Linked DNA regions of Homo sapiens: region 2 is linked to region 1. A link is an interaction called in ENCODE POLR2A ChIA-PET data of the cell type or tissue named here. Cell type or tissue: PC-3. All regions are shown on one strand. Links, peaks and the distances in the headings refer to the core of each region. The heading gives the core; the rest is flanking DNA.

Region 1 (5,380 bases), core at 105-5,104:
TCCTTGGGAGGCTGAGGTGGGAGAAGTGCTGGAGCCCAGGAGGTTGAGACCGCAGTGAGTTGAGATTGCACCACTGCACACCAGCCTGGGCAACAGAGCAAGACTCTGACTCAAAAAAAAAAAAAGGCAGATGGTATTGTTTTGTAATATGCTTAAAATTGGCCAGGCGCAGTGGCTCACTCCTTTAATCTCAGCACTTTGGGAGGCTGAGGCGGGTGGATCATGAGGTCAGGAGTTCAAGACCAGCCTGGCCAACATGGTGAAACCCCAACTCTACTGAAAATACAAAAATTAGCTGGGCATGGTGGTGTGTTCCTGTAGTCCCAGCTACTCAGGAGGCTGAGGCAGGAGAATTGCTTGAACCGGGACCCAGGAGGCGGAGGTTGCAGTGAGCCGAGATCATGCCACTTCACTCCAGCCTGGGCTACAAAGCGAGACTCCATCTCAAAAAAAAAAAAGTATATATATGCTTAAAATTGCTTTTCCTTAGGCAAATTGTAAAAGTAGATAAGAAAGCTAAAGAAAACAGTATGATGGATCCTCAAACACTTACAAATAAAATCACCACATGATCCAGCAATTCTACTTCTGGGTATATACCCAAAAGAATTGAAAGCAGAGTCTTGAGATGTTTGTACACCCACAATCATAGCAGCATTATTCACAAAAGGTGGAAGCAATCCATCAGCAAATGAATAGATGAACCAAACACGGTATAGACAGACAATAAAACACTATTCAACCTGCAAAAGGAAGGAGAGTCTGACCCATGCTACAACATGGATGGACCTTAAGGACATTATGCACAGTGAAATAAGCAGTCACAAAATGACATATACGATTCCACTTACATGAGGTACCTAGAGTAGTCAAATTCTTTTTTTTTTTTTTTTAAAGTCTGTGTCTCGCTGCAATCTCTGCCTCCCAGGTTCAAGCAATTCTCCTGCCTCAGCCACCCAATTAGCTGGGATTACAGGCGTGTACCAACACGCTCGGCTAATTTTTGTATTTTTAGTAGAGATGGGGTTCACCTTGTTGGCCAAGCTGATCTCGAACTCCTGACCTCAAATGATCCACCCGCTTCTGCCTCCCAAAGTGCTAGGATTACAGGCATGAGCCACCAGGCCTAGCCAAGTAGTCAAATTCTTAGAAACAGAAAGTAGAATAGTGGTTGCCAGGGGCTGGGAGGAGGGGGAATGGGAACTTATTGATTAGTACAGAGTTTCAGTTTTGGAAGATGGAGAGAGTTCTGGAGGTGGATCAGTGGTGGTGATGGTTGCATAATAATGTGAACATATTTAATATGCCACTGAACTGTACCCATCAAAATGGTTAAGATGGTACACTTTATGGCATGTGCATTTTACCACAATTTAGAAAAACTAATAATTAAGATGGTAAATTTTCTGTTATTTTATCACAATTTTTTTTTTTTTTTTTTTGAGACGGAGTCTGGCTCTGTCACCCAGGCTGGAGTGCAATGGCGCGATCTCGGCTCACTGCAACCTCTGCCTCCTGGGTTCAAGCAATTCTCCTGCCTCAGCCTCCTGAGTAGCTGGGGTTATAGGCACGCGCCACCAGGCCAGGCTGTTTTTTGTATTTTAGTAGAGACGGGTTTCACCATGTTGGTCAGGCTGGTCTCAAACTCCTGACCTCATGATCTGCCCGCCTTGGGCTTCCAAAGTGCTGGGATTACAGGCGTGAGCCACTGCCCAGCCATTTATCACAATTTTTAAAGTTAAAAAAAGATAAGAAAAAAGATCTTACTGTCCCCCTACTACCCAAGATAATCACTAACATTTTAGTGACCAGCCTTCCTCTTAGTCTTTCTTTTTGTGAGTATATAAATATATACAAGCTTTTTTAAAAAAAATGGGATTATACTGTACCTTCTGCTTTTTTCATTTAACATCTTGCGAACAACTTTCAATATCATTAGATATTCTGATACAATATTTTAAATGGCTGCATTTAATGGATATTTCTTAATTTGTATAGTTGAACATTTAGATTTCCAGCTTTTCACGATTTTAATTTGTACTTCAGTGAATATTCTTGTGGTACCATTCACATAACTGCACATATATGGGTATTTCCAACAAATTTCCTGATCAAAGATAATGGATATTTTTAAGACTTTTGCTTTTTCCTCCCACTGCTGTTATATGCTTTTTGTCTTCTGACCCCAGATCATTCAGTGAATAACCCAAGAGTCTGAAGCTCAGCTGCCTGTCAGGGGGGCCAGCATGCACTGTAAATAAATGAAGCTGTCTAGTCGGGTGGGAACTCTTTAGAACGGACACCTGCAGAAATAGCTGCTCCTTAGCCCCAGCTAGTTGTTGCCTTGGGGGAATTCAGACCATCTTGATTAAGAAACCCAGGTTTATAGTGTAAGATCTTTCAATCTGTATATGGTGGCAGCAAAATTCTAAATTTATTATTTCGACGTAATTTAATTATTTTAAAATGCTATATGGAAACTAGGCATGAATGGTGGATTGCTGGTTTGTGACTTTCAGAGGAATTAATCTTTTCCCCATTGATTTCAAATGCTGTGTCATGGGCTCATTCTCATTTACATTGGGATCTACCACTTCTACTAGTCTGCCTTGTAAATGCCAATGTCTGTTTCATACATTGTCCTTATTATAGCTTTAAACTGTTTTAATACCTGATAGGGAAAAATGTTTCCCCAGTTTCTCTTTTTTTTCAGGGTTCCCCTGCAACACTCCTACATTTATTCTTTTAAACAAACTTTTTTTTTTTTTTTTTTTTTTTTTTTTTGCCAGTAGCTTGAAGAAACACTTAACCAAACACACTTTTGAATTGGGCTGGCTAGATCCCAAATAGATCATTTGCAGGTTTTGATTAGGGTCATATTCATTTTATAGAAAAATGAACAGATCATCGTCATCATTACAGCATTAAGTCTTTCCGATCAGGAATGCACAATAGTTATCTAAGTACCTAAAATATTTTTATATCTTTTGTTAAACTTTCATGGTTTTTTTGATACTTCAAAATTAGTACATTTTATACCAATTTTATACTTAGTTGTGTTTTTTTTTTTGGTTCTTTTAAATTGTGAATTCATTTTTTTTAATTAAAAAAAATTATAGAAACAGTCTCACTGTGTTGCCCAGGCTGGTCTCAAACTCCTGGCCTCAAGCAATCCTTTCCCCTTGGCCTCCCAAAGCACTGGGATTACAGGCATGAGCCACTGCACTCAGCCAAATCCTACTTTTGAAAAGGCTAATGTTAATACATAATAGAAAAACTATTGTGTAGAAAGGCTTCTGAACTCTTTCTATTTCAAATAGTCTTTAAGCTAATTATTTTTGGTTTTCCAGTAAATGGTAACTTGCCTCCTCTCCAGTATTTAAGTGTACTATTTTACTGTCTTAACTAATTACATTCCTCTCTCAGTATCTGTGGGGGATAGGTTCTAGGACCTCCCAAGGATACCAAAAACTGCAAATGCTTAAGTCCCTATATAAAATGGCATATTATTTGCATATAACCTTATCCACTTTGCACATCCTTCTGTATAATTTTTTTTTTTTTTTGTCAGGCAGGATCTCTGTCGCCCAGTCTGGAGTGCAGTGGTGCGATCATGGCTCACTGCAGCCTCAAACTCCTGGGCTCAAGTGGTCCTCCCACCTCTGCCTCCCAAGTAGCTGGGACTATAGGCACATACCACCATGCCTGACTAATTTATATATATATATTTTTTGTAGAGACAAGGGTGACACTGTTTTGCCCACGCTGGTCTCAAAACTCCTAGGCTCAAGTGATTGGCTCGCCTCGGCCTCCCAAAGTGCTGAGATTGCAGGTGTAAGCCACCGTGCCCAGCCCCTCCTATATACTTTAAATCGGCACCTCCTGTATACTTTAAATCATTACTACATTACTTATAACACCTAATACAATGTAAATGCTGTGTAAAGAGTTGCTATACTGTATTGTTTAAGGAATAATGACAAGAAAAAAAATCTATACATGTTTAGCGTAGATGCAATTTTTTTTTTCCAAATATTTTCTGTCTTCAGTTGACTCACATATGCAGAACTCATGGACCTGGATGGCGAATAGTACATTGATTAGTGCTCCTGGGGAGAAATGTTATATAATAATGGTGATTATAGGCATCCCACATTGATGGGTATATCCCCAGTATATACAAAAATTAGCCGGGTGTGGTGGCGGGCGCCTGTAGTCCCAGCTACTCAGGAGGTTGAGGCAGGAAAATTGCTTGAACCCAGGAGGCGGAGGCTGCAGTGAGCTGAGATTGAGCCACTGCACTCCAGCCTGGGTGACAGTGCAAGACTCAAAAAAAAAAAAAAAAAAAAAAAAAGAGAAGGAGATACCCTTTTGTTTCTGCTCCTAAGCAGAAACTCCTTTTGTTTCTGTTTTACTAAGAATTTTAAGTTTTTTTAATTGACAAAACAACATATACTTTAAAATACTTTTGACCAGGTGCGGTGGCTCATGCTTGTAATCTCAGCACTTTGAGAGGATGATGTGGTGGATCACTTGAGGTCAGGAGTTCGAGACCAGCCTGGCCAGCATGACGAAACCCCATCTCTACTAAAAATATAAAAAAATCAGCCGAGTGTGGTCGCATGCCCCTGTAATTCCAGCTACTTGGGAGGCCGAGGCATGAGAAAATCACTTGAACCCTGGAGGCAGAGGTTGCAGTGAGCCAAGATTGCGCCACTGCACTCCAGCCTGGGCGAAAGAGCGAGACTCTGTCTCAAAAAATAAATAAATAAATAAATAATTACTTCTAAAATTTCAAATAATTGAGAAGTAGGTGAAATAACAAGTAAAAGTTAGCCTCCTTCTTTTCACATTTCTCTACTCCCACCTCCCAGGGACTATCAGTGTAAACATGTAGTATATAACTTCTCAGATATTTTTCTGTATTCACATATACAGTCATAAATGCATCTATCAAATTGGTCAAAATGTTTTTTGCTTAATATGATTTGTAGCCACAGATTTCCAAATATTGAACTATCTTTGCATTCTGGAATAAATCCTACATGATCCTAACATATTATTCTTTTAAAGTCTTAGATTTGATTTACCAGTATGCTATTTTTTTCTTTCTTTACTTATCTTTTTTTTTTTTAGAGACAGGGTCTCACTCTGTTGCCCAGGCTAGAGATCCTCCTACTTTAGCCTCCTGAGTAGCTAGGACTACTGATGCATATCACCACATCCACCTAATTTTTAATTTTTTTTTTTTTTTTGTAGAGACATGGTCTCACTACATTGCTCAGGCTGGTCTCAAGCTCCTGGCCTCATGCAATTCTCTCACTTTGGCCTCCCAAAGCACATTTAGATTACAGTCATGAGCCACTGTGCCTGGCCCCCA
Region 2 (5,380 bases), core at 313-5,312, 100 kb before region 1:
TAATTACTGTAGGTTTTCAATGTTTTGAAATCAGGAAGTGCAAATCCTTCAACTTTGTTCTTTTTCAAGAATGTTTTGACTATTTTAGGTCTCTTGAATTTTTTGTTTGTTTGTTTGTTTTTTGAGACGGAGTCTCACTCTGTTGCCCAGATTCTGGAGTGCAGTGGTGTGATCTCAGCTCACTGCAAGCTCCGCCTCCAGGTTCATGCCATTCTCCTGCCTCAGCCTTCTGAGTAGCTGGGACTACAGGTGCCCGCCCCCACGCCCAGCTAATTTTTTGTATTTTTAATAGAGACGGGGTTTCACCATGTTAGCCAGGATGGTCTTGATCTCCTGACCTTGTGATCCGCCTGCCTCAGCCTCCCAAAGTGCTGGGATTACAGGCATTAGCCACCGCGCCCGGCCAGGTCTTCTTGAATTTTTATACAAATTTTAGGACTAGCTTGTCAATTTCTGCAAAGAAGCCAGCTAAGATTTTGATTAAAATTGTGTTGACCTGTGGTTAAATTTGGAGAGCATTACCATCTTAACAATATTAAGTCTCTCGATCATGAGATATCTTTCCATTTATTTAGGTCTTCCTTAATTTCATTCAATAATGTTTTGTGCTGTTCAAGTTAAAAATAGTTCTCTCTCTACCCTTTGGATTGAATAGTTTCTACTATTTTGTCTTCAAGTTCACTTTTTTTTTTTTTTTTTTTGAGACAAAGCCTTACTCTGTCACCCAGGCTGGAATGCAGTGGCACAATCTCGGCTCACTGCAACCTCCCCTCCCAGGTTCAAGCGATTCTCCTGCCTTAGCCTCCCAAGTAGCTGGGATCACAGGTGTGCACCACCATGCACAATAACCAAGTATCTTAGCCACTGTGCTAAGCAATTCCAGTCGATTGCTTCCTAGGAAATCCTGTGTTGCTGAGCTGTATGGAGAGGTGCCAAGGACCTCATAGAGCTTCACCTAAATTCAGGCAGTGCATATAGTAGTGGTTAAGAAGATGCAGCTGGGTGCAGTGGCTCACGCCTGTAATCCCAGCACTTTGGGAGGCCGAGGTGGGCAGATCACCTGAGGTCAGGAGTTTGAGACCAGCCTGGCCAACGTGGTGGAACCCCATCTCTACTAAAAATACAAAAATTAGCCAGGCATGGTGGTGGGCGCCTGTGATCCCAGCTATTCGGGAGGCTGAGACAGGAGAATTTCTTGAACCCGGCAGGCAGAGGTTGCAGTGAGCCAAGATCGCGCCACTGCACTCCAGCCTAGGCAACACAGCGATACTCCGTCAAAAAAAAAAAAAAAAAAAAAAGGAGAGCGATACTCCGTCTCAAAAAAAAAAAGGGAGATGCAATCTGAAGTCAGATTGCCTCGATTTGAAACTCAATCATCCCCATTACTATCTGTATAACCTTTAGCAAGTTACTTCATCTCTCTATGCTTCCATTTCCCCATAAAATAGGGATTGTAATTCAGTACCCACTTGATAGGAGATAATCAAATGAATTAATTTGTGTAAAGCAATTGGAACAGTGCCTGGCACATACTAAGTGCTCAGCAAATGTTAGTTGTCACTTTTTAAAAAGTGAAATAATATTCCCCTAAAAGGCCAGGCTCCTTCTGCTCTGTGTCCCCACTGCCTGACCCCTTTGCCTGCCACATTCAGAGCTGCCTCTCACGTGTACAGGCTGTGTATGTGTGTCTTTATCTTCCTCTTTAAACCCTGGGCTCCTCCACGGCAGGGACCAAGTCTGTGAGCCAGAACCAGCCCACTGCAGAGCACAATGCCCCCACAATGCCTCCACTGGCAGAAGCCTCACCCCAGCTTCACCCCTACCCCCACTCCCACCCCCATAAAGTTCCTCTGGAGTCTGAGGAATAGGCAGTGTTCTTTCTTCTCATCTCCCTGGAAGAAAGGTAGAGAATTACCTATCTTGAGAGCTGGGACTTACAGGCCGTCCCATCCACCCTTTCCCCATTTTACAAATGGGTTAAGTAAGGCCCTCCTAGGAGAGGAGTACCTAAAGTCACGCTTGCGGTACTTAGGATAAAAATGGCAAGCAATGGGGAGATGGTGATTTTCTAGTAGCCTTTGCTTTGGGCTGAAATTATGTCAGCTTTGAGCATCGCACTGCCCTTCCTGTGGTAACCAAAACCACCAGCTGGCCGTTCTCTGTGTCTGTCATCAATACAACATATGAAAACACCTGGATTACGATTTAATATATGCGCATGGTTTATATAAAACATTTTCCAGGCCGGGTGCGGTGGCTCACGCCTGTAATCCCAGCACTTTTGGGAGGCCGAGGCAGGCGGATCACGAGGTCAGGAGTACGAGACCAGCCTGACCAACGTAGTGAAACCCCGTCTCTACTAAAAATACAAAAATTAGCCGGGTGTGGTGGCGTGTGCCTGTAATCCCAGCTACTCGGGGAGCTGAGGCAGGAGAATCGCTTGAACCCAGGAGGCAGTGGTTGCAGTGAGCCGAGATCGCACCACTGCACTCCAGCCTGGGCGACAGAGTGAAGACTCCATCTCAAAAAAAAAAAAAAAAATTTTTCCAAAAGGGTCTGATGATGAATGGTGGATGCAGGGGTTTAGAGGACCCTGAAGTGCCTCACTCTCTGTACCTCCCTATTCTTTGTCCCTATCCTGCTCCACCCCAGTCACCCAACAGGCCTGAGACTATTCGGTATGGCTGGCTTGTTAGGAGCATAAACTCTGGAACCCACTTGCCCAAGTATATATTGTGACTCTGCTAACCAAAGGACCTTGTCAATTTCCCTAATTTCTCTGTATCTCAGTTTCCTCATCTGTAAAGTGAGGGTGCTAATAGTACCTCATTGGGCTGTTACGAAGATTGCATGTGTAAGGTGCATAAAACATTGTCTGAGACGCAGTGCTGGTTATGTGTTAGTTACAAGCTAGTACTGTGATTATTCCTGTCTGGTTTTCTTTTGCATCCTTGGGCCTGGGGGGCCTGGCAGCACCCAACTTTGCAGCCTTGTCCCTACCTGATGCAGCAGAATTCCAGCCCAGAGCCCTAGATGACCAGTCACAGATAGAAAATGAGAAGGCCCTTTATCTGTGATATCTGAGGAAACAGAGTCCCAGAATGAACCAGGGACTTGCCCAAGGTCACAAAACTGAAACAGAGCCTGGGCTAGAAGCCAGATGTTCTGGTGCCCAGAGAACTTTGTCTTGGGTACGGCCAGGCTGCTTGCCAACTCCTTTAGGGCTTTGGAGTGGAACTTGATGTCTGACACATTTATTTGTATACAGCAGGCTGTGGGATTTGGCATGACAGAGTTGGACACTATGAGCACTGCCAACTGGGTAAGAAGTGAGCTGGCTGGGCTGCCCCACCCACCCAGGCAGGAGCCAAGGTGGAGCTGAGATGAGCCTTGGGGGTTGAGGCCTCTCAGCAAACACACTTCCTTTGGGGTCTTGGGCTGGGGGCTTCAGTCAGTCAAGGGCTCCAGGGTGCCTGCTCCAAATATGTTCTTCCTAGTGGATTCTAGGGGGATATGTCTTAAACCACCCCTGCCCTCACCCTTTCTGAAAGATTATAGGTCCCTAGCAGATCTCTGCTCAGCCCAAAACCCCACCCGTGTGAGCTGGAAAACCGAGACTGGGGATGGTCCACAGTCCATGCCTATCACCTTGGCCTTGAGTCCTCTCCTCTGCGCTAGCCTCCCATGCTGTCTCGCATGAAATAATCAGACCTTTACTCCTTGCCAGCTTTCTTCCTTTAACATCATTATACCCCCTCCCCAAGCCTGGGCCCAGCAACCCTGCAAAGAATGCATCTTTGTTCATCGATCCCATCATCTCTAAATCTTCGAGGCAGGGACTGTGTCCATTTTTGTCACTTTATACCCCCTCGTCCCATGCAACATCCGGCACAGAGGAGGTGCTAAATCAATACTCATAGAAGGAAGGAGGATCCTCAGGGAACTGTCAGTCACTGGGGCAGGAAGAAATCAATTCCAACTTTGGGAATGAGGACTTAATTCATATTTTTATTTCATGACAGTCCATTATGTTTTTTAAAAAAGCAATACCCAGTTTCTAAATGCTGAGTGCCTTGGGAGGAGATCAGCCAGGGCAGCTCCAGGAAGAAGCATGAGGGCTGAGGTCCCTCCCAGAGAAGGCGAGCTTTGAAAAGTGTCATAGGCGGCTCTACCACAGCAGGTCAGCTAGTGGGTTTTGTAAGGAGACGAAAGGGTAGATTACACATTTCCCAAGCCTTCCTGATCTTGGAATGAGCCATGTGCTGGCATTATAACTGTTGAAGTTTCCTTCCTTCCATCCTTCCTTTCTCTCTTTCTTTCTCTTTCTTTCTTTCTTTCTTTCTTTCTTTCTTTCTTTCTTTCTTTCTTTCTTTCTTTCTTTCTCTTTCTTTCTTTCTCTCTTTCCTTCTTTTTCTTTTCCCTTCCCTTCTCTTCTTTTTTCTTTTCTTTCTTTTTCGAAGTTTTGCTCTTGTTGCCCAGGCTGGAGTGCAATGGCACAATCTCGGCTCACTGGAACCTCTGCCTCCCAGGTTCAAGCAATTCTCCTGCCTCAGCCTCCCAAGTAGCTGGGATTACAGGCATGCACCACCACGCCCAGCTAATTTTGCATTTTTAGTAGAGACGGGGTTTCACCATGTTGGCCAGGCTGGTCTTGAACTCTTGACCTCAGGTGATCCACCCGCCTCGGCCTCCCAAAGTGTTGGGATTACAGGCATGAGCCACCATGCCTGGCCACTGTTGAGGTTTTCAAACCTCATCAGTTTGGACACTGTGCATCCAGAGCTAGCCTTGAAGGACATTTGAGGACATTTCTTTTGTCATTCTCTACCAACGTCAAGTATCAGTGACAATTCCATTCATTAACATCATGACTCAGCCCTCACCAGAAGAGGGAGGAGGAGAAGAGAAACAAGTTCATCTTTAGCTCTTCAGGACAAAGGAGAGGTCTGAATTCCTTTCTGGGATTCACTAGGATTGGGGTCGTTAATATAGCATGGGCTTCCGAAGTCCTGTGACAACAAAAAACAGCAAGAGAGCATTGGGGTGCAAAGTGCATTGATGGGGGTCTATGGGGGGGCTCCCAGCAGCTTCTCAAAAGGGGTCCTAACGCATCAGAGGCTCAGGACCAGTATTCGAGTCAAACTGTTAGGGTGTCCTGAAGTGGCAATAGGCAAGAATTGCTGAGATGTAATTGAAATTTGGTGAAGGGTAGAATTCTTTTGAAGTTAAGAGTGCTGGCATTGACCTACCAGTTTAGGGTAACAATCTGACAGTCGTTTGCCATCTGACTAGGTGGAGGACCTTGAACAACCCCTGTCCCAATTGCTGCCTCTGTGCCCTGCTCCTTGGCCTTAAAATTAGGGCTGAGGCTGGGCGCAGT

The links. ChIA-PET counts read pairs that join two places held together with the same protein. Peaks named below come from ENCODE experiments on the same cell type or tissue, not always from the same donor. Only the 100,000 strongest peaks of a DNase experiment are listed, where the experiment ranks them.
Region 2: POLR2A ChIA-PET joins it to region 1 with 6 read pairs; 6 of 35 experiments call an interaction of 5 or more read pairs at or near these places.

What each region holds. Positions count from the first base shown.
Region 1 is chr15:78,114,651-78,120,030 of GRCh38, reverse strand. The region is part of intron 2 of CIB2 (calcium and integrin binding family member 2); the gene reads left to right. Among named protein-coding and RNA genes, the nearest start is that of CIB2, 14 kb to the left of the region's middle. In PC-3, for the core only: no CTCF peak of the experiment used is centred there; no DNase peak of the experiment used is centred there.
Region 2 is chr15:78,214,728-78,220,107 of GRCh38, reverse strand. All of the region lies in intron 1 of ACSBG1 (acyl-CoA synthetase bubblegum family member 1), which reads left to right. Among named protein-coding and RNA genes, the nearest start is that of ACSBG1, 17 kb to the left of the region's middle. In PC-3, for the core only: no CTCF peak of the experiment used is centred there; a DNase peak (open chromatin) is centred at 3,237.